Linked DNA regions of Homo sapiens: region 1 is linked to region 2. A link is an interaction called in ENCODE POLR2A ChIA-PET data of the cell type or tissue named here. Cell type or tissue: OCI-LY7. All regions are shown on one strand. Links, peaks and the distances in the headings refer to the core of each region. The heading gives the core; the rest is flanking DNA. Region 1 has its middle 51 kb from the start of RYBP. Region 2 has its middle 97 kb from the start of RYBP.

Region 1 (15,946 bases), core at 8,183-10,682, 50 kb after region 2:
GAGCTTTCCAGTAATAGAAAGTGACCTACAAATGAATAAAAGTTATCTCTTGATCTAGTTCAGAAGATAATAAAGACAGAGAATTGTCATTTAAAGTAAAGCAAAGAAATGGTTTCATAATTTCAAAGATGAACTAAGGTACAGTGGGAGGAGCCTAGACCTCAGATGTAGAAAACTTGGGCTTAAACCACTGCAACAGTTACTTGCTGTGTGTCATGGGTAAGGTGTTTAACTTCTCTGGGCCTCAATTTATTGTTATAAATGGGGCAAATTATACTATGCAGATTTTTTTTCTTTTTGTCTGCCCAGAAAATTTCCATCTTCTGGTAATAGCATCTCCTATTTCCTGTGGTTCTGGTGGGGGCACCCATCACAGTAATATCCATTACCCACCCTGTCCCTGCCATGCCCTCAACAGGGCCCAGGCCTGGCTAATAAAGCATGGGCATGTGAATGGGCAAGGTGCTTCCTTAAGATGTTAGACACAAATGCTGGAAGAGAGACCTTCTTTTGTTCTTTTGCTGGACCGATGACGACAGCCTGTAGCTCTGGGTAGCAGTGACAGCCGGCTCCCCTTCCATCTCCTGCTGCCTTCCTCCTTCTCCTTTGTCCTGATGTGGGGCGAAAATAAAGCCAATACACAAAGACAGAAGTGGACCTGGGAGAGGAGGAGAGAGTCCCACCAGCATTATTTCCATTTCTTTTGAATTCTCTTCTGTCACTATTGTTACTTTTGATTTTGATTTTGGTTTTGTTATTGCTTTAGAACAAGAAGGGGCCTTAAAAGTCATTGAGTCAAGTTTTATTGTCTTCCAGATGAATAAAATGGGGTCAGGAGAAGCAGCCCCCTCTCCAAAGCCATGCAGCTTCTAAGTCACAACAGCCACCCCAGGCTTCAGGCTCCAAGACCAGCACTCTTGCTCCTGCTCCACAGCCACCAAGGTGCATCAGTGTTCCATCACCACTTGGGTGATTCGCGGGCTGTCTTGCATGTATAATACCTGAGTCCGAATGCTGCCTCCCCACACTTACTGCTCCCGAATTCTCCTTACTTTGGCCCTGTCTCTCATGAGCCAACAGTGTCTGAAATACCACCGTGGTATTGATTCCTTTGGATTATCCTCGTTTTCTTTTTTCTTTCTTTCTTTCTTTTTTTTTTTTTTTTTTGAGATGGGGTCTCACTCTGTTGCCCAGGCTGGAGTGCATGGCATGATCCCAGCTCACTGCAATCTCCACCTCCTAGGCTCAAGCGATCCTCCCACCTCAGCCTCATGAGTACCTGGGGACCAGAGATGCACACCACTTCAGCCAGCGAATTTTTTTTTTTTTTTTTTGTATTTTCAGTAGAGACAGCGTTTTGCCATGTTGCCCCGGCTGGTCTTGAACTTCTGAGCTCAGGCAATCCACCTACCTCAGCCTCCTAAAGTGCTGGGATTGTAGGTGTGAGCCACCGTGCCCAGCCTGGATTCTCCTCTTTATGCTTCTTATGGGAGTAGTAATACAGACAACTAATTTAAACTATCAGATCAATTGCTTTTAAGATCCTCTTTACCTCCTGAAGGAGAAGATGCAGAGAAGAAAGGTCTTCAGGTATCTTAGGAGAATGGATTGGAGAAGGGAAGGAACGTGACAATGGTTCTAAAAGAGGGAAAATGGTACTGAAAGAGGAGCTCAATGCTCCTGAAGACAAACTACTCCAATATTGGAATCTTTCTGTCTCTCTGTCACCATATTCCCCTTCTAAGGGTTCCTACACAGAATCAGGGCTGATGACCCAGCAGCCATTTCTTTCCTTCTTCTCCCCGGCTTTCAGATTCCATCTCCACTTTAGAGGCTGAAAACGTCAGCAACTCACTTTCGCAGCCTGCCTTGTAGCTAGAGTACATGGCCTGTTCTTGGTCAGTTGGACACGAAGGAAAGTCTGGTGGAGTTGCTTCTGGGAAAGGCTTTCCTCCTTGATAAAAGAGAGACTCATAGGGGAAAGCCTTCTTTATGTCTGCCTTTGAATGAGGTAATATAACAATGTTATGGCTGGAGCTGCTGCAGCCATCTTGCCACCATGAGGGAACAAATCTAAGATAAAAGCCAACACACGGAGGACTGTGGCATGGAAAGAGGCAAAGGATCCTAGATGACACCACAGAAACCTAGATTTCACCACAGAAATAATCCTAAAACAGCCCAAAGACTAGATTCTTGTTATACAAGATAGTAAATCATCTTCATCATTTAAGACACATGTAGTGGGGTGCTTGTTTTCTTGCAGCCAAAAATCATCTTAATAGGTATGCCTTGCACTTGTTTCCAAGAAATTTCCATGATGGAATTTAATTTTGCCTCTAAAATAAAGTTTTTTTGATTTTGTATTGTTTCTGGAAGTTCTACTTGAGTCTTTTTCAAATCTGCTGGGTGGCTTTTGATCATTTCCTGTTCCATGTATATATTCCTGACCTTGTCTTTTATTTCTGCAAACATATTACCAACACTTAGTTTCTAATCTGTGCCTGATAACTCCAATATCTAAAGTCTTAGTAGGACTATTTCTGCGGGCTGCTATTTCTTGCTTGTTCTTGTTCATGGTGCCTTATTTCTTTTAATCCCTGGTTATCTTTGATTGTATGCTGCTCATTATACCTGAAAAAATAACTTGCAGGAGTAATCTGAGGTCTAGGGAAAAGGTACCTTCCTCCAGAGATGATCTGTGTCTGCATTTGTCAGGTGTCTGGGGACCACCTTAAACCAGGTTCAAAGTTTGAAGTTGCCTGGACAATCAAACACTGAATCTGGGCCACAAATCTGATACACCTAGTTCACTTTTTTTTTTTTGTTTTGAGATGGGGTCTTGCTATATTGCCCAGGCTGGTCTTGGACTGTAAGCTCAAGGAATTCTCCTGCCTTAGCCTCCAGAATAGCTGGGTCCTTTTTTAGAGACAGGAGGCTCTCTGTGTTGTCCCAGGCTGGTCTTGAACTCCTGGCCTCAAAAATTTTCCCACCTCAGCCTCCAGAGTAGCTGGATTATAGGTGTGCATCACTGAGCCTGGCTAGGTCTAGTTTATTTTTGGTTCACCTTTTTCCTGAGAGTGTAGGGCTTTGGGGTCTCTGTTATTATGGAGAGGGTCTCCAATTAGACTGCACTTTTGATTTCTGCCTCTCTTATCCCACAAGGCCATCAAAACAAAAGTTCAAATTACTGGATTCAGCCAATGCCCTTGGTTCCAAAGTGACTTCCCAGCTCTGCTTATCTCTTTGGGTTCCTGTTTTCCTTTTAGTTTTGGCCTGGTAATATCCTACTATATGATTAACTCTTACGTGCTTCTAAGATGTTCAATTCATCCAGCATGTTTAGTTGTTTCTCGAAGGAGGGTTGGTCCAAACAGCCTAACCCACCACTAGTGGAAGTGGAAGTCTTTCTTCATCTCATCATGAATTTCTCTGCTACTGCCTAAACCTTGTCTCTGAGATCCTCACACTTGCTCTTTCTTTCTTTCTTTCTTTCTTTCTTTCTTTCTTTCTTTCTTTCTTCCTTCCTTCCTTCCTTCCTTCCTTCCTTCCTTCCTTCCTTCCTTCCTTCCTTCCTTCCTTCCTTTCTTTCTTTCTTTCTTTCTTTCTTTCTTTCTTTCTTTCTTTCTTTTCTTTTGAGACAGAGTCTCGCTCTGTTGCCCAGGCTAGAGTGCAGTGGTGCAATCTCAGCTCACTGCAACCTCTGCCTCCCAGGTTCAAGGGATCCTCCTGCCTTAGCTTCCCCAGTAGCTGGGATTACAAGCATGCGCCACCACGCCTGGCTAATTTTGTGTGTGTTTTTAATGGAGACAGGGTTTCACCATGTTGGCCAGGCTGGTCTGGAACTCCTGACCTCAAGTGACCTGCCTGCCTTGGCCTCCCAAAATGCTGGGATTATAGGCGTGAGCCACTGTGCCCAGCCTGCTTTTTCTTGTCCATGGGTCTGTAGCCCACTTGCCTGTGCCTTCTGACTCCCTCATCCTATTCTTGATCTTGCTGCCTTCCTGATTTCAACCTGTCAGCCTGATTTCCACTTGCCTGGACCCTGGCACTTGCTAACCCTGCAACTTCTACTGGGTCGCCTGTGCTGGCTGACTTGGGTATAACAGGGTGCCAACTGCTTACCCTCTTGACCCGCCAGCTGAGCCTCGGTCCAGGACCTTATGATATTTGCCAACATTGTCCCCTCCTCTGCCTCTCCCACCTACAAGCCTCCTGGCTCCCCATCTGGCCTTAACTTTTCTGATGAATTCTCCTTCCCCTTTCACTAACTGCCTTGGCATCTCCTACCCAGTTCACGGCACCATCTTGGCCTGCCCTTGACTGAGTGTTTTAAGTAGATGGGTTTGAGGCTGTGTCTATTTAGCTATCTTTACCAAATACAGGATCACACTGTGGGGAACCTCATGAATGTTTTATAATGATGAGCAACTCTTAGATTTTATTTACTTATTTTGAGACAGAGACTTGCTCTCTTGTCCATACTGGAGTGCAGTGGTGTGATCTCAGCTTACTGCAACCTATGCCTCCTGGGATCAAGTGATTCTCCTGCCTCAGCCTCCCAAGTAGCTGAGATTACAGGAGCCTACCACCACGACCAGCTAATTTTTGTATTTCTTGCAGAGACAATGTTTTGCCATGTTGGCCAGGTGGTCTCAAACTCCCAGCCTCAAGTTATCCACCTGCCTTGGCCTCCCAAAATGCTGAGATTACAGGCGTGAGCCATTGTGCCCAGCCATCTCTTAGATTTTAAGTCATTCTTTAAAATGTAGAGGATGACCAAAGTTTATGATTAAAAAAAGAAATTGAAAATGACAATAAAATCAGACCTACTCGTAAGACTTTTATTTGGGTTCTGAGAGACTACTTGGTCACATACAAGAATTAGGCAGTTGTGTGTAGTGGTAGAAGACACAGTCTTATAAATTCAGTGGGCCCAGGCTTAATCCCATTTCTCCTCTCTGTTAACTGCATGAACTTGTGCAACTCATTCTACTCAACTTAGCCTCGATTTTCTTATCCATAAAATGGTGCTAATATTACCTTCTCATGAGGTTGTTATGGGGACCGAAGAGATAAAAGGCATACTTAGCACAGTGCTTGCAAACCATAAGCTCTCAAAGGCATTATCATCATCATTATCATTATTGATAGCATTAAAGTCCACCTTCCCCCCAAATATTTCACCAACTGTGTTGTCATGTGCCTATTCATCTTCCATCTCATCCTGAAATCTTCATCATCTGAAGCTTGACTTCATTAAGCAACTGTGTCAGGCTGATTGTGCCCAAATGGCCCTGGGTAAAACACACATGTTCCTCTGCATTCATAGGTGGTCGGGATTTGTTTAATGAAGTGGCGGGTTGAATCAAGTCCCGCTTGATGAAATTTGGGGGTTAGGACAATATGAGACAAGTTATATTTACAGATGAAAAACATCGTTGTTCCTCATGAACAAGAGTCATTTTTCAGAAGACAGCAAAGGCAAAGATAATTAGACTCTTACAAGGACACCAACATACATGGCCTTAAGTATCTTTGATATAAACACCTGTAGGATTTTAAGGCTGAATGGATCAGATCCAACCTCCTCATTTGGCAGATGAGACAACCAAGACTCAGAGATATGGACTGACATGCCAGGTCCACCCAGACCATTGGTGGCAAAGTCAGGACAAGAATTCAGATCCTGGTTCTGCAGTTAACCAGCCATGTGACATGCTAAGTGTGGCAGTTTAAAACTATGTTTGCAAATATGTCCACAAATACCTTGACATTTCTCCCTTCAAAAGCAGAGTGTACTTCCCCCTTCAATATAGGCTACTCTTAGTGACTTACTTCTCATAAATAGAATGTGAGAAAACGATGTTATGTGACTTCTGAAGTTGGATTATAAAAAGAATACAACTTTTGCCTAGTGTTCTTTCTCTCTTATTCTCTCTCTTGCTCTCTGAATCTAGCTGCCATGTTTTGAGGACATTCAAGAGGTCTTCTGGGTGGCCTGAAGGCCACCTGAAGGCCTGAAGTGTGGGAGGAACTGAAGCTTCTCACAAACAATCAATACCAACCTGCCAGCCATATGAGTGAGCCACTTTGGAAGCTGATTTTCTAGTCCTAGTCAAGCCTTCAGATAACTGTGGCCCCAGCTGACACCTTGACTGAAATCTCATGAGAGGATATGGGCCAGAACTACCTAGCTAAGTTGCTATCAAATCTCTGACTCACAGAAATTGTGAGAGATAATACATGCTTATTGTTACCATGTTAAGCAACTAAGTTTTGGGGTAATTGTTAAACAGTGACAGATAACAAATACACTAAGATAACTAATACCCGATTTATTCAGGACTCTGACTTGGAAGTGATAAAAATCTAATTCACCTAGTGAAAAAAAAAAAAAGATATATTGCTCCCGTACTTGGGGATACCAGAGATGGAGCTAGCCTCAGGGATACCAAGTATTTAAATGATGTCATCAGGATTCTTTCTCTTTCTTCATCTCTCTGTTGGCTCTGTAGTGGTTTTTCTCTTTCCTAGTGGCTTCATTCTTTCCTACTACAGAGATACTTTCTTGATACAGCATGGGTTGGCTAGAAGCAATGCAAGATTTCTTCATCCCCACTTAATGGTCCTGAAGGATATGCAGGTTTTCTCTCCCCTGACATTTACATATAATTCCAGAGAAGACTCTAATTGGCCAATTGGTTCTTATGCCTGTGCCTGAACCAATCACTGTGGCTAGGGAAATGGGGCACTGTGATTGGCTACCAGTTCCTTGGCCACTACTAGCTTGTTTTTCAAAGTGTGGTCCATGGACCAGTAGCACCTCAGGGCTTGTTTAAAATGTCCAATCTTAGGCTTCTCTTCAAACTCTAAATCAGAATTTGTATTTTAGCAAGTTCCCCAGATGATTTTATATGCACATTAAAATTTGAGAAGCATTTATTATGTTATAATTTATTTCCAGGAAGAAGTAATCTCTTCTCTTCGTCTTTTATGTCAGTTAACTCCTCTCTTCTTGTTTGGTAGAGTACTTTTTTCTTTTAACCCTATTTATCTTTTGTCTGCATATCTTATCTCTCCTATCATGCTTGGGTCCTTAAAGGCAAAATCCAATGTCTGAAGAACAGCATTCTCTTCTGTAAAATGGGGATAATGCTATTTACCTTTTGCTGTGATTTGAATGTTTTTGCTCCCTCAGAATGTATATGTTGGAAGCTTAATTCCCAATGCAACAGTCTTGGGAAGTGGGGCCTAATGGGAGATGCTTGGATCATGAGGGTTCTGCCTTCATGAATGGAATAATGCTGCTAATTAATTTCCTTTATGAATTGTAAAAAGCTTGTGGGAATGGATTCTCTCTATTTCAGTCTTCTGCCATGTGAGGATACAGTGTTCCTCCCTTCTGGAGGATGCAGTTTTCAAGGTGCCTTCTTGAAAGTGAAGACCAGGCCGGGCGCAGTGGCTCACGCCTGTAATCCCAGCACTTTGGGAGGCCAAGGCGGGTGGATCATGAAGTCAGGAGATCGAGACCATCCTGGCTAACAAGGTGAAACCCCGTCTCTACTAAAAATACAAAAAAAATAGCCAGGCGTGGTGGCAGGCACCTGCAGTCCCAGCTACTCAGGAGGCTGAGGCAGGAGAATGGCGTGAACCCGGGAGGTGGAGCTTACAGTGAGCTGAGATCGCGCCACGGCACTCCAGCCTGGGCAACAGAGCGAGACTCCATCTCAAGAAAAAAAAAAAAGAAAGAAAGAAAGTGAAGACCAGGCCCTCAGTACCTTGACCTTGGACTTCCCAGCCTCCAGAACTATAAGAAATAAATTTCCGTTTTTTATGAGTTACCCAGTTGCAGGTGGGTAACTCATAAATATCTTAGCACAAGAGATATCTTAGCGCAGAGATATCTTAGCACAAAACAAGCTAAGATGTCTCTAGAGATTTCATAAGAATTGGGTGGAATAACACACATGGGTGCATAGCACAGCGCTTATCATATTGTAGATACAGATGATGATTAGCTAGTCCTAATTCCCAAAACTGATGGACGTTTATTGAGTGTTTACTCTGCATCAGGTACTACGCAAAGCCCTTTTTTATGCTTTCTCATGGAATCCTTTCAACCGTATTATAAAGAAAATAAGTATTCTCCCTCATTTAGAAATCAGGAAATTGAGTAATGTCACATAGTTAGTAAGTGACAGAGTCAAGATTTGAGTCCAGAACTGTTGACTCTACTTCCTGGCTCTGAGACGGAGTTTCACTCTTGTTGCCCAAGCTGGAGTGCAATGGCGCCATCTCAGCTCACTGTAACCTCCACCTCCTGGGTTCAAGCAATTCTCCTGCCTCAGCCTCCCGTGTAGCTGGGATCACAGGTGTGCACCACCATGCCCGGCTAATTTTTGTATTTTTAGTAGAGATGGGGTTTCTCCATGTTGGCCAGGCTGGTCTCAAACTACTGACCTCAGGTGATCCACCCACCTTGGCCTCCCAAAGTGCTGGATAACAGGCATTAGCCACTGCACCCGGCCTTACAGCCTGGTTCTTAATAGCTCTGCTGGAACACATGGCACAGTGAAGTCCCTCAACCAATATTTGTTAAATTTGTATAAGGAATAAAAGCTTTTGGCTCCTTGAACCAAGGATCATAAGCTCCAAGCCAACTCCAGTCAGGCAGATGACTGAGGGTCAAAGGCGAAGCCAAGGAAACAATCTCCTCCCTCCTTAATGTAAATTGGTCAAGTAAGTGTGATGATAAATGGCAGGTGACCTTCACCTCAGTGTCAAGAAGGAAAAAGGACAGATGGAGACCTTGGGAGTTGGAGAGCACATGGCCCATCTGAAGGGGCAGAGGTCCCAAACTCCAGCCAGGATACACGGACTTGTCCACCCTGGTGGTTCCTGCCTGACATCTGTTCTGATTGGACAATGCCAGGCCATACGCAGTGTTAAAGATTTGGAGTCAGACCTCTGGGAAGGTTGAACCAGTGTTATCAGATCTGATTTTTCTAATAAAACCAGAGATCTAGACTTTTATGTGAAACCCTTGATTTTTAAACACTGGCAAATAATTTATATATTTTTAAAAGAGATGCGAGCCAGGCATGGAGGTGGGGAGGAGGCAGTAACTAGATTATAACTGCTGTCCTAAACTGTGGAAGGAAATCTTGACTGTTTTTTGCTTTTTGCTTGTTTGCTAAGTGAATACAGAAACAAAGAGGAAGGAAAAAGGAAGAAGGAAAGGAAGGAAGGAAAGAATGAAGGGAGGAAGGGAGGGAGGAAGGAAGGAGGCTACTGACCATTTGAGTCTTAAGTAGTAGCTAAGGTGGCAGACAGATAGCTTTCAACTGGGGAGGGAAGAGAAGAGAGAGGAGAGGCCCTTGGTGACTAACTGTCCCAAGGGCCAGGGCCTCCAATGGGAAGTCCCTTTAACCTCCCAATTCCTCCAAGGGCCAACCCAGCTAATCAACTTTTTATGATACTTTATTTTTTTAAATCACCTTGGAGGCCCTTTCTGTCTTTGTTCAGCTGTAATCTTTCTTAATTAGATAATTGAAATAATCATCCAATTAAGTTGGTTCCCATTGCCCCCCCGCTCACTTGAGTACTTGCAGAATCCAGCTGGCTTCTCATTTCCGCTGACTTCGTTCTGTGCCTCATGCAGGGTCTGAAACAGGTTTCAAGCTGTTTTCTTTCCTCTTTTTCAGTTTGCCGTTGCAGTTCATAGGAGCTACAACTAAATTTCAGTTCTGGCTAATGTCAAAATAGACTCCATAGGCAACTAAAAGCCAAAAGTTGTAACTGGCACTAACACAGTGGTAGTTGAGAGTTTCAGATCCACAGGATTTCAATCCCAGTTCTGTTGCTTACTAACTGGGGTGATCTTGAATGCACCACACTGACTTGGAGCTGCAGTTTCCTCATCTGTGAAATGGGGATTAAAAAGAAGACCTACCCTAGGTGTGTTGGGAGATAAATATGTTAACAGAGATAAAATATGTGAGGCCATCAGCCCCAGGCCTGGCATATAGAGAGCACTCACTCTCTGAGCTTTGTAAATGTGGAAAGGATGTATTTCTAAGAGCTCAAATAGTTGATATCATTTATTTGTTATACACATGGGGAAAGAGAGGTAAATTATACAGATATCTAAGATGTAAACGGTTCTAGACCTTTTGGCCATTTGTTGCATTTATTTGGTGTTTATCTCTTTATCTAGTATCTCTATCCAGTCTTCCTTCTAGTTAGTTCACTCTAGTGCCGCCTGAAAGTCTTAGAGATAGCGGGCTCACCTTGGGGTGGATTCTCTGTAGATGAAATTTCAGTATTCCTTTCTTTGCCCACCAGAATGGAAGGTCCCTGTGGGCAGGGCTGTATCTGCCATGTGTCTCACAGTATCCGTTGGAATTTAACAAGGAATAATTGTTAAATAAAATGTCATACATGGAGGAACTGCTCTCTAAAAGGACATCCGAGGCAGTTTTAAGTGATAACACTACAATACTTAAGACAAGGATACAACACATTGTTAACACATTAGCTAAGGGTGGAGAAAAATCCAGAAAAGGGCTACTATTCCCAGGATCACAGAGTAAAACAAAGATCGGTTGTGACTCCAAAACCCAAGTGTCCCAGATCTTACCTGAACCTGCTTAAAATGCTGATCTCACCAGGAGCCAGGCAGCCAGGAACCGCAGTGGATGCTGTCGGCCCAACCTTAGCTGCATTTCATTCCTCAGCAGGACCACAGACTCCCAGAAACTCAGCCTCATCTTCATTTGTTTCAGAAGAGTCAGGTATTAGAGGAGAATGACAGCAACTCGGTGCAGGGTGTATTTTTCCTTAATGCTTTTTCATCCTGTAAAACTTACATAAGCCATACATCATTTTTTAAAATGAGAAAAATGCCTTCAAGTCGAAAGTGAAAATGAATTTAAAATGATTGTTTTTTAATGGTATTTTTTTTCTGGAGTAGACTTTTTAAAAGTGGTAATCTTAATCTCCCAGATAAGGCAACAATGTGCTTCCTATACAGTCCATTTCTCATGCTGGCAGAAACAAAATGTTTCCTCACACTTTGCTCTAGAGTTCAGCAATGGAAAGAACTTGTAAATGCTCATTTTGCCAAATGTGCCAGTGGGTCACTGTTCTCCAAGACTGGATGACTGGACTTAGGCTAGAGAGGACTGGCTGGGGCTGAGGATGGAGGGAAGTCACTAAACATTCCAGACGAACTGCTCAATCACTTGTTCTCTGAGCACATGCTCCCTATATCTGCCTCTGTGCCTTAGCGACACCCAGTGTGGGAGCCAGCCTCCGTGATGGTCCCCAACAAGCCCCACCTCTTTCTATTCACAGTTTGTATAGGGCTGACTTATGTAATAAATGGAATGTTATAGAAACAATGGAGTGTGCCTTCCAAAGCTAAGTCATGAAAGTCATTGCAGCTTCCACCCTGCTCTCCCTTGAATCCCTTGCTCTGGGGGAGGCCAGCTGCCATGTTGTGAGGAAGCTCAAGCAGCCTGCAGAGAGGTCCATGTGGTGAGAGGCTCTGCCACCAGCCACCCCAGTGAGCCAGCATGAAAGCAGATCTAGCCCCAGACAAGCCTTAGCTCAGCACAGCTCCGGCCAACAGCGTGACCACAATCTCGTGAGCAACCCTGAGCCAGAGCCATCCAGCCAAGCCACTTTCAAATTCGCTATCTGTAGAAACTGTGGGGGGTCATATTTATTTTTGTTTTAAGCTCCTAAGTTTTGCAGTAATTTGTTATGCAGCAATTGGAAATTAATACATACACTCTCCTGTCTACAAAAGCTTACTCTTTTCTTCTCCAAATCATTCTCCCTCAAAATTCACATCAAATTCATCCTTAAGCTTGGATTCTCCAGCCCAGAGGGATCACTCTTCTTTCTAAGCTTCATCACCGTGCTTATACTTTTTTTTTTTTTTTTTTTTTTTTTGAGATGGAGTATCTCTCTGTCACCCAGGTTGGAGTGCAGTGGTGCGATCTTGGCTCACTGCAACCTCAGCCTCCCTGGTTCAAACAATTCTCCCACCTCAGCCTCCCAGGTAGCTGAGATTACAGGTGCCTGGCTAATTTGTGTATTTTTGGTAGAGATAGGGTTTGACCATGTTGGCCAGGCTGATCTCGAACTCCTGACCTCAAATGATCTGCCCACCTTGGCATCCCAAAGTGCTGGGATTACAGGTGTGTGCCACCACGCCCAGCCATTGCCCTTCTTCCTTGGTGTTAACCTGAGCTAGAAGGAAGGGCTGTGCAGGCAGACCTAACATCTGATGTATCATTATTAATAGGTGACCATATTATCCGTACTGAGGCATTTCTGAAAGCTGGTGGGGGGGGTTGCTATTAATAATAATCCTGAAAATCAGCAAAATCTAGGACAGTTCCAGGACAAACAACAGCATTCAGCCACCCATTCTATCTGTAAGAGGTACCTACACCTCCCAAAAAATGTAAGAAGAGGGAGAAAATTGTTTAGCAGGGATGTGGCTTTATTTGCCCAATGCTTATATATGCAAAGAAAATGTAGCTTCTGGCTGGGCACAGTGGCTCATGCCTGTAATCCCAGCACTTTGGGAGGCCGAGGCGGGTGGATCATTTGAGGTCAGGAGTTCAAGACCAGGCTGGCCAACATGGTGAGACCCTGTCTCTACTAAAAATACAAAAATTAGCCAGACATGGTGGCGCACACCTGTAATCCCAGCTACTTGGGAGGCTGAGGTGGAGAATCACTTGAACCTGGGAGATGGAGCTTGCAGTGAGCTGAGATCTTGCCACTGCACTCCAGCCTGGGAGGCAGAATGAGACTCCATCTCGAAAAAAAAAAAAAGAAAAAACGAAAGAAAATGTAGCTTATTTTCTAATTATTTTTATTATTATTTTTAGACAGAGCCTCACTCTGTCACCCAGGCTGGAGTGCAGTGGCCCAACTACAGCTCACTGCAGCCTCGACCTCCTGGACTCAAGCGATCCTCCTGCCTCAGCCTTCCAAGTAGTCAGTGCACACCACCACACCTGGCTAATCTTATCCAATCTCTGAGATCACTCAGTCATTAGGTGACTGAGGAGGGGGAGAAGTGCAGTCAGAGCTCTGAATCCCACCTCCCAATTCTCATCTCCTCCCAACCCCCCCCCCCATCCTTTCATGATGGTACTTAGGAATGTGCGAATTTGGGGTAAAACTGGGAAGTGGAAGGGGAAACAGAATCCGCCCAGGCTGTGAGGAATGGCTGTTCTGAGAGACTCCCTGGACTGGCTGGGGACTATCATTCCACCCAGATTTTTGTAGTGATGTCCTGGAATGAGTGTCATGTCTAAGTGCTGTGAGAGTTACGCCCTCCATGAGGGTGTCCACAGAAGAGCTGAAATCTAGCCAGTGCTTTGCTAGCCAAGCCACAAGCCCATGGGGCTGTGTGAGTCAGAAGAGCAAGCCTTTTTCTAATTTGCACAAAGGCATCCCATGGGCTGGGGCAGGCCCTGGCCAGCAACCAGATTCCAGGTCATTTGCTTCTGGCCTTGCATTCCCTGCCTGTGTCAGCCTGTTCATCCTGATCACAGGCCAGCGTTCTTTTGGCATCTCCCTGGACCCAGCCCAGGCCCCTGGGAAATTTGGTGTCCCCCACAGTCCATGCACAGGCCATGGAGGGCCAAGCCATCTTTCTCAGATTCCTCTATCCACATTCTTGCCACCACCTGTGTGCCATTGCTTTGGGCCTGGGGATACATGGTGCTTAACCAGAGGTGAGGTCCCCCATGGCTGGCAGACTTCCTCACGCAGTGCCCTGTGATGTGATCCACTTACCTTGATGTTCTCAAATTTTCCCCGTCACTTCTTGGATGATTCTAAATCTCCCCACTCCCTAAAGACATCTGACCTTATGAGTGGCCCTTGAGATTTTCCTTCTTTCCACCATCCTCCCAGGGCAGCATGAGCATGTTTGGGGCATTTCTGCAAATGGCAAAACTCAAGGATCTAGGTCAGTTCTTTGACACCTTTTTCTTTTCTTTTTTCTTTTTTTCTTTTTTGAGATAGAGTCTCGCTCTGTTGCCCAAGCTGGAGTGCAGTGACGGGATCTCGGCTCACTGCAACCTCCACCTCCTGAGTTCAAGCAATTCTCCTGCCTCAGCCTCCCGAGTAGCCGGGATTACAGGCATGTGCCACCATGCTCAGATAATTTTTGCATGTTTAGTAGAGATAGGGTTTTGCCATGTTTGCCAGACTGGCCTCAAACTCCTGACCTCAAGTGATCCACTCGCCTCGGCCTCCCAAAGTGCTGGGATTACAGGCATGAGCCACTGTGCCTGGCCAACACCTTTTTCATGGAGTGGCACACATATAAAATAATAAGGGCATGATGTGCTGCATGGCCAAGAGGGGATCTGGAACCTCAGTGGAGGCTATACCAGAAGACTAATGAGATCCCCACCTGTCCAGATCGTGCCAGGCTGCTCCAAGGGCAGAGGTTATCAAATCTCTCAGGGGGTGGTGAGACACTCTGATTGGGAAGATCTCCTTAGAGCTGTCAGCTTGACTTTGCTAGAAGGGATCTGAGGAGTTGAGAAATACCTTTTCTCCTCCATAAAGCCTTGCTTTCAAGGCCCTTGTCCCTCCGCAGAGGTCAAGAATGTCAGCCTGGAGACGCTAATGCTGATCAATGGCCTCTTTATTCTCTGCTTGTTCTCCTTCCCTTAGGCAATAAGCCTGCTGGCTCAGCCCTAGAGCTGGGACATGGCAAAGAGGTACGGTTTAAAGTGGGAAGCAAAATTACTGTAGGCATAAGGTTGGTGAAATGGGATCCCCATACAATTGTAATGATGAGAACTCCTCTGGAAGTGGAGGTAAGTATGGTTTTGGGGTTGGGGGGTGAGACCCCAAGGGAGCAGCACGCTTGAGTGCCAATAAATTGTGGCTTAACTGCCTTCTAGAAACACAGGTTCCTGTCACTTCCAAGGGCGTTTGTTTTGCTGAGTAGTTTATGCAAATGTGGAGCCCTCTGGGTGGCGAGCTGGGTGATGAAGTCAAGAGGGAACTGGCAGTCCTTCTCAAGCCACCCCAGAGGGCTCCCTGGTGCCTCTTCCCAGTCAGTCCTGGTCACCAGATTAATTTTGCCTGTTTTTTCTTTTTTTTGTTTTTTGAGACAGAGTCTCACTTTGTTGTCCAGCTTGGAGTGCAGTGGTGCCATCTCAGCTCACTGCAACCTCCGCCTCCCGGTTCAAGCGATTCTCCTCCCTCAGCCTCCTGAGTCGCTGGGACTACAGGCACACGCCACCGTGCCCGGCCAAGTTTTGTGTTTTTTAGTAGAGACAGGGTTTCGCCTTGTTGAGCAGGCTGGTCTCGAACTCCTGACCTCAAATAATCTGCCCACCTTGGCCTCCCAAAGTGCTGGGATTACAGGCGTGATCCACCGTGCCTGGCTGTTGTGTGTTTTTTGTTTGTTTGTTTGTTTGTTTTTAGAAAACATTATTGCTAAAATAAGTATTGTTTATTTCCGATAAAAGTAATGCATGTTCATTTAGTAAAAGGAACATCCAAAAGTGCAAAGCTTTTAACAAATCATCATCAATACATTCAGTTTTGTACTTGGCTTTTTTACTGAAAATATCGTGAGCATTTTTTCATCCTAGTCCATATGGAAGGAGGCTTATCCTCTTTTTAATTCCTTTTGGCCCCGTTCCTTGTATAGGCTGTCAGCTAATATTTGCAATGATTCTGAGGTTTTACCCAGGAGAGACCTGGAGACAGCTGGTCACCTACCCCATCCGCCACAACCTCCCAGACAGATGCGGGCTGTCTAATATGAGAAAGCGCTGGGTCGAGAGGGCAGGGGCCTCCCTCCTTCACACACTGAACTATCACAAATGGACCTAACAGAGTGGAAGGACAGGTTGCAAATTGAGAAGAGAATGAGGAGTGCGGCAGT
Region 2 (11,367 bases), core at 863-3,362:
ACCTTAAAATCATACCTTAAATATGTGCAGTGTACCGTATGTCAAGTACACTTTAATCAAGAGGTTTTCAAAAGCACAGCACTCTGTGGTTTAGGGGTGCCTGCTTAGGTGTCTTCAACAAAGCAAGGAAGCTATTACCAACTGGGAGGGAAGAGGTGGTGGCCTGGACAGGATGTGAGGCCCCTGGGATATGGACAACTTACCTGGACCTGGGCAGTGAGGAAGCAGATGTTAGTTGATAATACTTTGTTAAACTCTACATTTATGCTTTTGGTGTTTGTGAATACAAATTTTTTGTTTTTTGTTTTTTGTTTTTTTGAGATGGAGTTTCACTCTTGTTGCTCAGGCTGGAGTGCAATGGCGTGATCTCGGCTCACTGCAACCTCCGCCTCCCGGGTTCAAGTGATTCTCTTGCCTCAGCCTCCCAAGTAGCTGGGATTACAGGTGCACACCACCACTCCCAGCTAATTTTTTTTTTGTATTTTTAGTAGAGATGGGGTTTCTCCATGTTGGTCAGGCTGGTCTTGAACTCCTGACCTCAGGTGGTCTGCCCACCTCGGTCTCCCAAAGTGCTAGGATTACAGGTGTGAGCCACTGCACCTGGCTGAATACAAATGTTATATTTCACAACTTTGGAAATGTTCAAAAATAATACAGTTTACCTCCCGGGGTGGTTGGTGCATTCTTTCAGACATGCATCCAGTGCCCTTGCACCTAGTAGGTGCTCAAAGAACAGGGTTGGGGTGGCTCTTCCCTGGTCGTTATTCAGCCAAGGGAGAGCTCAGTGGTTGGTAAGGCTCAGAACCCCAAGAAGAACATTAAAGAGAAGAGGGAGTGGCAGTCGGCAGTGGAGTGAGGAAGAGATAGATAAGTTATTGCCAAATTCATGGGAAAGTGAGAAATTTATTAAGAATCATCTGCATCCCAGGCCAGCGTAGTTTCAGAAAGGAGCTTTGCTAATGGTTTTTAAATTCCTTGTTTGTTCATTCATGCAAGAAATATATATTGAGCACCTGCCATGTGGCAGGCACTGCACTGGCTGAGGGAATACTGGGAGGACAGAGTCCCTTCTCTCAGGGCTTACAGACTGCCAGAGAAGTGCACATTTAATGGGGTGGACTCCATCCGCTGGGCTAAGAACAAGGCTGCAGAAATAGAGTGTGGCTGAGCCCCTAAGGGAGTCCTTCTGCCCAGTGGGTTTTTTTTTCATTTGGGGGACTGGTAATTGTCAGAGAAGTCTTTCTGAAAGAAGTCACACGTAAACTGAGCCCCAGAGTTAGTTGAATCTAGCATATTCCAGGCAGAGCAACAGTACATGCAAAAGCCCAGAGGTGAGAAAGAGAGGGTGGTGACTTTGAGGAACTATAGAAATATTTGCATGGCTAGAGTGCAGAGAGAGAGAGAGAAGGAGAGACCAGTGAGGTAAGCCAAGGTCAGTTCACAAAGGGCCTTCTGTGCCCGGATAAGGAGTCTGGCTGCACTCCTAAAAGCAATGGAGAGCCACTGAAGGATGGCAAGCAGGGAGGGGTGCTATATTGTCCCAAGCTTCCTTTTAGAAGTACGTGGTGACTGCCATGTCTGTTAGAAATGGATGGTTACCCTGGGTGAGCAATGCCAGCCTCCCCTTCTGGAACAAGAGCTGCATGGGGGCCACTAGAACAAAATGCCTGAGGCTGAGTAATTTATAAAGAACAGAAATTTATTTCTCAGAGTTCTGGAGGCTGGAAGTCCAAGATCAAGGCAGGTTCGATGTCTGGTGAGGCCTGGCCTCTGCTTCCAAGATGGCACCTTGTTGCTTCTTCCTCCAGAGGGAACAAAGGCTGTGTCCTCACATGAAGGGCAAAATGGGCCTAGGGAATTCTTCCCAGCCATTTTATAAGGGCATTAATCCCATTCACAAGGGCTCTACCCTCACGACTTAATCACATCCTAAAGACGCCACCTAATAATATCATCACATTGTCGATTAAGTTTTAACATATGGGCCGGGTGTGGTGGCTCACGCCTATAATCCCAGTACTTTGGAAGGCCAAGGCAGGCGGATCACTTCAGGTCAGGAGTTTGAGACCAGCCTGGCCAACATAGTGAAACCCTGTCTCTACTAAAAATACAAAAATTAGCCAGGCGTGGAGGTGGGCATCTGTAATCCCAGCTACTTGGGAGGCTGAGGGAGGAGAATCGCTTGAACCTGGGAGGCAGAGGTTGCAGTGAGCTGAGATTGTGCCATTTGCACTCCAGACTGGGCAGCAGAGTGAGACTCCACAAAAAAAAGAAACTTTCAACCCAGGAGTTTTGGAGAGCACATGCAGACCACAGCACTGCCCAACTCAGAAAAACAAGAATCCTGATTGTCAGGGAACCATGGATGAAAGCCTCACAGGGACAGGGATGCTCGGGCTTGCTGCATGGAGCTCTCTTCAGGGCCAGGGCCAGGGCCTTGCATAGAACAAGAACTCCAAGCTTGCAGATGAGCTAGCGAGGCTGCTTCTGTCTAGCTTTACTTTTCCTTAATTTCTAGGACTGTAATTGGCTGAGCAATTAAGACTTGTATTTACGGGCGGGTGTGGTGGCTCACGCCTGTAATCCCAGCACTTTGGGAGGCAGAGGCAGGCAGATCACGAGGTCAGGAGTTCAAGACCAGCCTGACCAACATGGTGAAACCCCATCTCTACTAAAAATACAAAAATTAGCCAGGTGTGGTGGCGTGCACCTATAATCCCAGCTACTCGGGAGGCTGAGGCAGAAGAATCGCTTGAACCTGGGAGGCAGAGGTTGCAGTGAGCCGAGATCGCACCACTGAACTCCAGCCTGGGCCACAGAGCAAGACCCCATCTCAAACAAACAAACAAACAAACAAACAAAAACTTGTATTTACACAGAACACTCTGCCTTATGGAAACCCGAAACTCTTAAGTGTCTATTTGATTTGTGGCCAGCATTCAACTTTCAGTCTGATGAAAGGCTCACTTCTCAAACGGAATATATCTTATTTGTTTGTTTGGGTGACATTAGTGAGAATCAGGGTCCCATGGGGAAAAATGGAGATTCACAGGATCTACCTTCTCCTCTAGAAATGTTGATTCAGTATGTGTATCAGCTGGCACTTGCTTGGTTATACTGCAGTAACAAATGATTCCTCAAATCTCAGTGGCGTATAATGAAAAAAAGGTTTGTTTTCTACTGACATTTCATATTGGCTGTGTATCAGATCTGCCACACTTTCTTCATTTAAGGACTCACACAGAAGGAACAGCCCCATAGGGGACATACACTTGCATCAGAGATGTATCATCAGGCTGGGTGTGGTGGCTCACGCCTGTAATCCCAGCACTTTGGGAGGCCGAGGCAGGTAGATCACCTGAGGTGAGGAGTTCAAAACCAGCCTGGCCAATATGGTGAAATCCTGTCTCTACCAAACAAAAAAAAAAAAAATTAGCCAGGCATGGTGGTGCACGACTGTAGTCACAGCTACTTGGGAGGCTGAGGCAGGAGAATCACTTGAACCTGGGAGGTGGAGGTTGCAGTGGGCCCAGATAGTGCCACTGTACTCCAGCCTGGGTGTTAAAGTGAGACTCCTCCTCAAAAAAAACCAAAAACAAAAAAAACAAAAAAACCCCATGTATCATTGTCTTATAGGAAAGAAGGAGCAAATGACTGGGAACTGTAATACTGTTTACCATAAGAGGTCTGGGGTGGGGCCCAGGGTTATAAGGCTATGCATTTTTAAAATTTTTTTCTAAGTTTTTTTTATAGAGATGAAGTCTTGCTACATTGCCCAGGCTGGACTCGAACTCCTGGGCTCAAGCAATCCTCATGCCTCGGCCTCTCAAAATGCTGGGATTACAGGAGTGAGCCACTGCACTCAGCCAAGGGCTACACATTTTTAACAATATATGCAGGTGAGTCTGTTGCAGGAGGTCTGAGGGCCATGTGTTCAGATAAAGAAAGGCATTGGTCTGGACTGGTTTCTCCATGGGCAAATTCAGGCAGTTTTCAGCCTCTCTATTTGACACCTAAATCTTCACTTTCAATGCTCTTTCTCCTTGACGAGGTCTCCTCTCAGAAGCCTTCAGAGCCTGAGTGCTCCACAGTTGAGCCTTGAGTCCCGTATCTCTCCCCTATACCTCCAGCTCTGTTTTCCACTAGAGAACACAAATAAATCTGGTTTTCAAAAAACAATGAATGTAAATGGGCATGCATACGTTTATGTGTTTACCCTGCCTGAGTACGTATTTGCATTTTAACCAGACTGTTTTCATGACCCAGAATTCATTGCATGATGAGCATTTCAGGCACTGTAACTAGTTGTAATGGAGGGTAGTATTAGAATGTGTATTCTCCCTCCACCCTCCCAGCTGATGGGCCATCTCTCTGCTCCTTCTTGCTTATCTCTGGTACTGCACTTGCCACTTGATGTTATAATGGTCTATACATTTGTCTCCCTTATGAGGTTCTTAAGGGCGGAAGCTTTGAGTTCTTTTTTCAGTCTCCTGCATCAAACATGTTTGATGAGTGAATACGTATTTGTCATTTGGGTATTATTGCAACCCACTCTTGGACCATTTGAAAACTTGGATTTTTTTTTTTTTTTTTTTTTTTTTGCTCATTTCCTGACACTTCTTCCTGGTTGCTTAAAACTGCTCTGGTCAATATGGTAACCATCAGCCACATATGCCTCTGAGCAATTGAAATGTGGCTCGTCTGAACTGACATGTAAAATATTAGATGTAAAATATTGGGTTTCAGAGACTTAGAATGAAAAAAGTGTAAAATGTCTTATTGCATTTAAAATATTTCATTCATAGTTTTATATTGATTATAGGTGAAAATTATAATATTTTGGATATAGTATATGAAAATAAAATATTGTTAAAATTGAATTACTATTATTTAATATTTATTAATGGTTATTAAAATTATGAAATCCTGTTTCCTCTGACTTTTTAAATGTGCCTACAAGAAAAATTTTAATTTTTTTATGTATTTCACTTTATTTATTTATTTTTTTAGAGAGATGGGGTCTTGCTCTGTTGCCCAGGTTGGAGTGCAGCAGTGTGATCAGAGCTCACTGCAGCTTCAAACTCCTGGGCTCAAGGGATCCTCCTATTTCAGCCTCTGGAGTAGCTGGGACTTATATGTGTGCATCACCATGCCCGGCTACTTTTTTTTTTTTTTTTTTTTTTTTCCATAGAGATGGTGTCTCATTATGTTGCCCAGGCTAGTCTCAAACTCCTGGCCTTAAATGATCTTCCCATTTAGGCTTCCCAACGTGCTGGGATTACAGGCATGAGCCACCAGGCCCAGGTCACCAGAAATTTTTAAATTGCATAATGAGGCTTGTGTTATATTTCTTCTAGACAGTGCTGTTTTAGAGAATTCTAACAGTTTCTCAATCACATCTGCAGTTTTCTTCACTTCCCTGGGGAGTAATTCACTTCGGTGTGGAAATAGGGACATACTTTAAGGAACAAACGAGCACCTAACAGTAGCTTTGCCTCTCTCTGCCTTCAATTCCCTTAAATAGAGTTTTCCCCTTCCAATTTCTCTGGTGGGGAGGATGCCATCACCCAGCAAATTCCAGCAATTCAATCCTACTTGAGCCAAAACATCATTTCTATCAGAATTGGGTCTGTAGCAAAGGTTCTTTTTGGTCCTGGTTGGCTGAGCAGGTTTGGTATCTAAATCCTTAATCCTACAATCTCACAACTTTGTAAGTGAGATTGACAGGCATGAAAAAGTTAGAGGAGGAAGAGAATATCTTAAAATATGCAGCCCTGCCAGGAGTGTGGGCACCCTTGGTGGGGATGGGGGCGTGCACAGTGACTGCCAGGAGGCACAAGGGGCTTTCCAGGAGCCTGAAATATGCTGATTCTTGGTTTGGGTACTGATTATGTGGGTGCAGTCACTTTATGAAAAGTCATCAAACTGTATACATTTACGATTTGTTTGTTTTTCCGTGGGTACGTTACATTTTATTAAAAAGTTTACATACGCCTGGTGCAGTAGCTCATGCCCGTAATCCCAGCAATTTGGGGGGCTGAGGTAGGAGGATCACTTGAAGCCGGGAGTTTGAGACCAGCCTGGGCAACATAGCAAGACCCTGTCTCTGCAAAATATTTAAAAATTGGCTGGGCATGATGGTGCACACCTGTAGTCCTAGCTACTTGGGAGGCTGAAGCAGGAGGATCACTTGAGCCCAGGGATTTGAGGTTACAGCAAGCTATGATCATGCCACTGCACTGTTGCCTGAATGGAACTGCAAGACCTCATCTCTAATAAGCATAAAAGTCAATGTAAAAAAAGTGTACATAGGCCAGGTGCAGTGGCTCATGCCTGTAATCCCAGCACCTTGGGAGGTCAAGGCAGGCAGATCACCTGAGGTCAGGAGTTTGAGACCAGCATGGCCAAGATGGTGAAACCCATCTCTACTAAAAAAAAAAAAAAAAAAAATTTGCCAGTCATGGTGGTGCATTCTTGTAATCCCAGCTACTTGGGAGGCTGAGGCAGGAGAATCACTTGAACCTGGGAGGCGGAGGTTGCAGTGAGCCAACATTGTGCCACTGAACTCCAGCCTGGGTGACAGAGCAAGACTCCATCTCAAAAAAAAAAAAAAAGTGTACATAGTAAAGCAAATAGGATATGAAAGATATGAGTGACAGTCACAAAAATAAGATGAGAGAAAATTGAAGTCCTGTGAAAATAAGTCTCTAGGGCAGGATGTAAAAAAACTTTCATCATTTAGCATTTTAAATGTGTTAAATATGATCAATAAAATTATTTACAGCTTTTGTGACAGTAGCTTATGATGGCCCCCATGATCTGCCTGTGGTCATGCCCTTGTGAGGGTCCACTTTTGAGTGTGGATGGAACTGTGACCTGCTTCTAACCAATAGAATACAGCAAACGTGACAGAATGTGTGCAGTTATATGTACCTGATTACATGACATAGATGTTGGTGTGGTTTCTGCATCCCCCGCTAACTTTGAAGAAGCAAGCGTCATTTTTAGGAAACCCACACGGGAGGGACACCCCAGTGGTATCCTCTAGGAGCTGAGGGTGGCGTCTGTTCAACAGTCAGTAAGTAACTGAGACCTTCAGTCCTAAACCACAAGTAACTGAATTCTGCCAGCAGCCTGAGGGGGCTGGAAAGCAGGTCCTTCCCCAGTCAAGCCTCTAATGAGACCACAGCCCCAGCTGACACCTGGGTTGCATACATGTGAAGACAGAGAGCAAGTAAGCTCTCTGGTATCTCTTCTAAGGATACCAATCCTATTCTAAGAAAGCCCCATCCTTATACCCTTATTTAGCCTTAATTGCCTCATTGTAGTCCCTATTTCCACACACAGTGACATTAGGGGTTAGGGCTTCAGCATTTGAGTAGTGGTGGGAAGGATACAATTCAATCCATAGCAATGTGTGTACAAGTTTTTAGAAATTGAAGGTAGGAGCGGCTGGGCGCGGTGGCTCACACCTGTAATCTCAGCACTTTGGGAGGCCAAGGTGGGCAGATCACGAGGTCAAGAGATCAAGACCATCCTGGCCAACATGGTGAAACCCTGTCTCTACTAAAAATACAAAAAATTAGCCAGGTGTGGTGGTGGGCTCCTGTAATCCCAGCTACTTGAGAGGCTGAGGGAGGAGAATCGCTTGAACCTGGGAGGTGGAGGTTGCAGTGAGCTGAGATCGCACCATTGCACCACTCCAGCCTGGGCAAAAAGAGCGAAACTCCGTCTCAAAAAAAAAAAAAAAAAAAAGAAATTGAAGGTAGGATTTTATTCTCTTTTCACTGAGCAACGTATCCTGACTATATTCTCACATTATTCAATATTCTTCTACATTATTTTTATTGGCTGCATAGTGTTCCCGCATAATGCTGCAGAATGGCTGTGTGAATGAACCATTAGCCACTTAACTGATCTCATTTGGCTGTATATTTAGATGATTTCCACTTGTTTTCATTAGAAATGACATAGGTATCCATGTGCTTGTACATAGAAGTGATTGTAATATGCTTAATTTGTATATCCGGGATTACTTTCTTCTGGATAGGTATTACCTTGAAAAATTTATCAAAAAGGAGCCCCTATATTTTTGCTTTTGTTCTAAGCTATGTTATAGCAGAGAATAGAAAGACAGATATTATTAGGAAATTAGATCTGGGATGCTCCTGTAGCTTTTGGAAGCCTTGGGGCTCAAGGAAGCAGTGTTATTAGGGACTCAGGGAATTACCCGAGATGCTCTGCTTTAAGAGGCAGCTTCCAAGAGTGGCTTGTTTTGCATGTGCTTTTGCCCTGAGGCGATGCATGTGGGGCACAGCCTTCAGGCCCTTTGGAGAGATGTCATGAAGCCGCGTGCCATCTTACAAAGCAGAGAAAAGAAATTGACAAGGATAAGTAAGTCCTACAATTTATAGGAAGAAGTGAGGACATGAAATAAACCATCCCAGCAAACACATGGCCAGGCTCATGGGAAATGGTGATGCTGGAGGGTGTTAAGGAGATGGTTTTGGTCAGGACGTTGGCATACCCAAATCCTGCTTTAGAACATCTCTGCTTGAGAAAGATAAAGATGCAGAGAATGAAACTATGAAATATATTGTGGTCAGCCTTTGTTGGTTTTGCCTTCCCAGCATCCGTTCTCCATTCTTCTGGTAACAGGACCCTGACTATCCTTTGGGAGCCAGACTTCGCCCACTCTCTGTCCAGGAGTGGGCACAGAACCCAGGCCTGACCAGTCCAGCAGAGGGTGCATTGATAGGTTTGCAACCCAGGCCTGGCTGACCTAGGTCTTCCAGGACTCTGGCTTGAATCTAAGAGAATCACAGGGCTTCGTTTGTTTCTACTGGTAGAGCGTGAGCCTTGAGTAGCTGATAGTGGTGCTTACCACTCAGGAATAAAGGCAAGTTGAGGCGAGAAATGGGGAAACAGTGAGTCTTGATGTGATTGTTGAGCTGCTGGACTCAGCTGTATCAGAAGCCACTGAAGCAAAAGCACCCTCTTCCCTTCTCTCATCTTTTTAAATTTTTAAGCCAATTTGAATTGGGCTTCTTTTTGTTGGCAACCAAGAGTCCTGAATGAAATACATTTTTATTTAACTGGGGCTCCCTATGCATGTCCAATGCAGACTGGTGAGCTCTGATATAGAACCTTTTTATCTGAGTTGATGCAACACTTGTGATCTAGAACCAAAGCAGCCCATATAGACTTCCTCATCTTACCACTGCAATGAGAGGAAAGGGCAGAACCCACCCATCAGTGAGCAGAGAGAGAGAGAGAGAGAGAGAGAGAGAGAGAGAGAGAGAGAGAATATGTGTGCAAAGGTAGGGTGAGGGGGGTTCTATGTGGGAGTAGAACAGGAATCTAAAGAGACAGAAATGGCTGGGGTGGTCATTGCTTTTCCTGCTCAGCCACGTAGAAGAAGGGGGCAAGGAGAGACCACCCCCATGTGTGCATAGCTTTTTGAATTCAGTGAGTGTTCTATCTGTTTTGGAGCTGATGGCCCGTCAGAGCATTTGAGTTAGACCCAAACCTCCATCCCTGCTCCATGGGGTGGAATAGAAGGAGGTAATGAGCTCTGCTTATTCAAAAAGCTTTAAGGTCAACAAGCCAGTACGGAATATGGGTGAGGCTACATCAGCAGTTCCAGCGACCTGGCCATCTTGTCACTCCCTCAGAAGGGACTGCCTACTCTAAGACTGTCCTCGCAGGGTGTGATGGCATATGCCTATTATCCTAGCTACTCAGGAGGCTGAGGCGGGATGACTTGAGCCCAAGAATTCAAATCCAGGCTAGGAGATACAATGAGACCCTATCTCTGAACTTAAATAGAGAAGTACATAAATATAAATTAAATTAAACATTAAATTTTGTTTAAAATTTAAAAATAAAAATACAGGCATCAGCCACCACCAGATGCAGTGGCTGACACCTGTAATCCCAACACTTTGGAATGCCAAACAGGGAGTATCACTTTAGCTCAGGAGTTCAAGACCAGCCTAGGCAACATTACCTTGTCTCTACAAAATAAATAAATAAAAAAAAAATCAATAAAAATGCTTATGGTAGAAAAAATACCACGATTTAAAAAAAAAAAAAAGACTGTTGAGTGGTGACTCAGCCCCACCTACTCTTTCTGTCTTCCCTTTCTGCCACCTCGGCTTGTTTCCCTCCACTCTATGTGTCCCCCAGAGGGTAAGCCCTAACTTGGATAGTTCCCATTTGTCTACTGCAGGGCTTCTCTGTCAGTCAGAGTTTTTGCACCAGGCCTCCTCATTGGCTGCCAGGCTCCCTTATGTCTACACGTGGCAGTTTGGGGCTAGCAGATCTGACCAGACTGTGGTCAGGGTGATGGTGATGGGGGTGGTCCCATGACCCAATTTATGGCAACTCAAATGGGACAATGTCTGGCTTCTTGCCTGAGAGCAGAAAAGCCAAAGTAGGTTCCAGAACCCTTGTCTTGGTTCCTCTTTCCCAGCCCAGGTTGAAAGAATATGTATAGTATGCAGTAGTGTCTACGTGTGTCTGTGAGAGCATGTATGAACATGCAAGCATACGGAACATTTGACACTGAGCTCCTCTTTTCTTACACATGTTCATTTCCTCCCTTCCTCCTCACTGTTCTCTTTTTCAAGTAGTCTGTAATTGTATGAGCCAGACTGTGTTGCCTAGGCTACAGGTGTTTTCTATCCATTTCAGGCTCCTGTCAGCCATTGAATGTAGGACCAGGTCCCAGAATGTCGGCCACGAACCGGCAATGTCTTAGTCACACCTGCTAGGCGATGTACCTGCCAAAGGTCGCCCAACACCCAGTCCTGCCATCTGTCATGGCAGGCCACTGGAAGGGCCCCACTCAGTCTGGCCACTTGATCCCAAGTTGGAAGGATTGAAAATCATGTGCCCTTTTGAGTCGTCTTGCCTTGCTTTGTTTACAGAGCTGGTTCGCAAAGTGTGATCCCTGGAACAGCAGCATTAAGAAAGGCAGCTTGTCAGAAAGGCACCTTCTGGATTCCTAACCCAGACCCCAGAAGCTCAGGGGGTGAACCCAGCTTTCTGTGTTTTAACAAGCCCTCCAGGTGACTCTGATGCTTGGTAGAGTTTGAGAACCAGTGGGCGACAGCATGGTGTCATAGGGCTTGAGTTTGCATAGTAAAAATATCCACAGCAGCTGATGCTAACTGGGCTGATTACTGCCCGGCTCTGAGCCCGGTGCTGAGCTACGCACTTTACATGAACCATCGAGTGCAAGGTTCTCCTCCTGCCTGAACACTGGAGCCAATGAGGATCTTTTGAAACATCCTGATGCTTGGGCCCAACTCAGACAAACAGAATGCAGATGGCCTGGCGGAGATCTAGGCAAATTGGTACTTT

What was found. ChIA-PET counts read pairs that join two places held together with the same protein. Peaks named below come from ENCODE experiments on the same cell type or tissue, not always from the same donor. Only the 100,000 strongest peaks of a DNase experiment are listed, where the experiment ranks them.
Region 1: POLR2A ChIA-PET joins it to region 2 with 12 read pairs; 5 of 35 experiments call an interaction of 5 or more read pairs at or near these places.

What each region holds. Positions count from the first base shown.
Region 1 is chr3:72,489,960-72,505,905 of GRCh38, reverse strand. No RefSeq gene overlaps it. Among named protein-coding and RNA genes, the nearest start is that of RYBP, 51 kb to the right of the region's middle. RefSeq lists enhancers at 13,075-13,579, 15,093-15,797. In OCI-LY7, for the core only: no CTCF peak of the experiment used is centred there; a DNase peak (open chromatin) is centred at 9,655.
Region 2 is chr3:72,537,445-72,548,811 of GRCh38, reverse strand. No RefSeq gene overlaps it. Among named protein-coding and RNA genes, the nearest start is that of RYBP, 97 kb to the right of the region's middle. In OCI-LY7, for the core only: no CTCF peak of the experiment used is centred there; no DNase peak of the experiment used is centred there.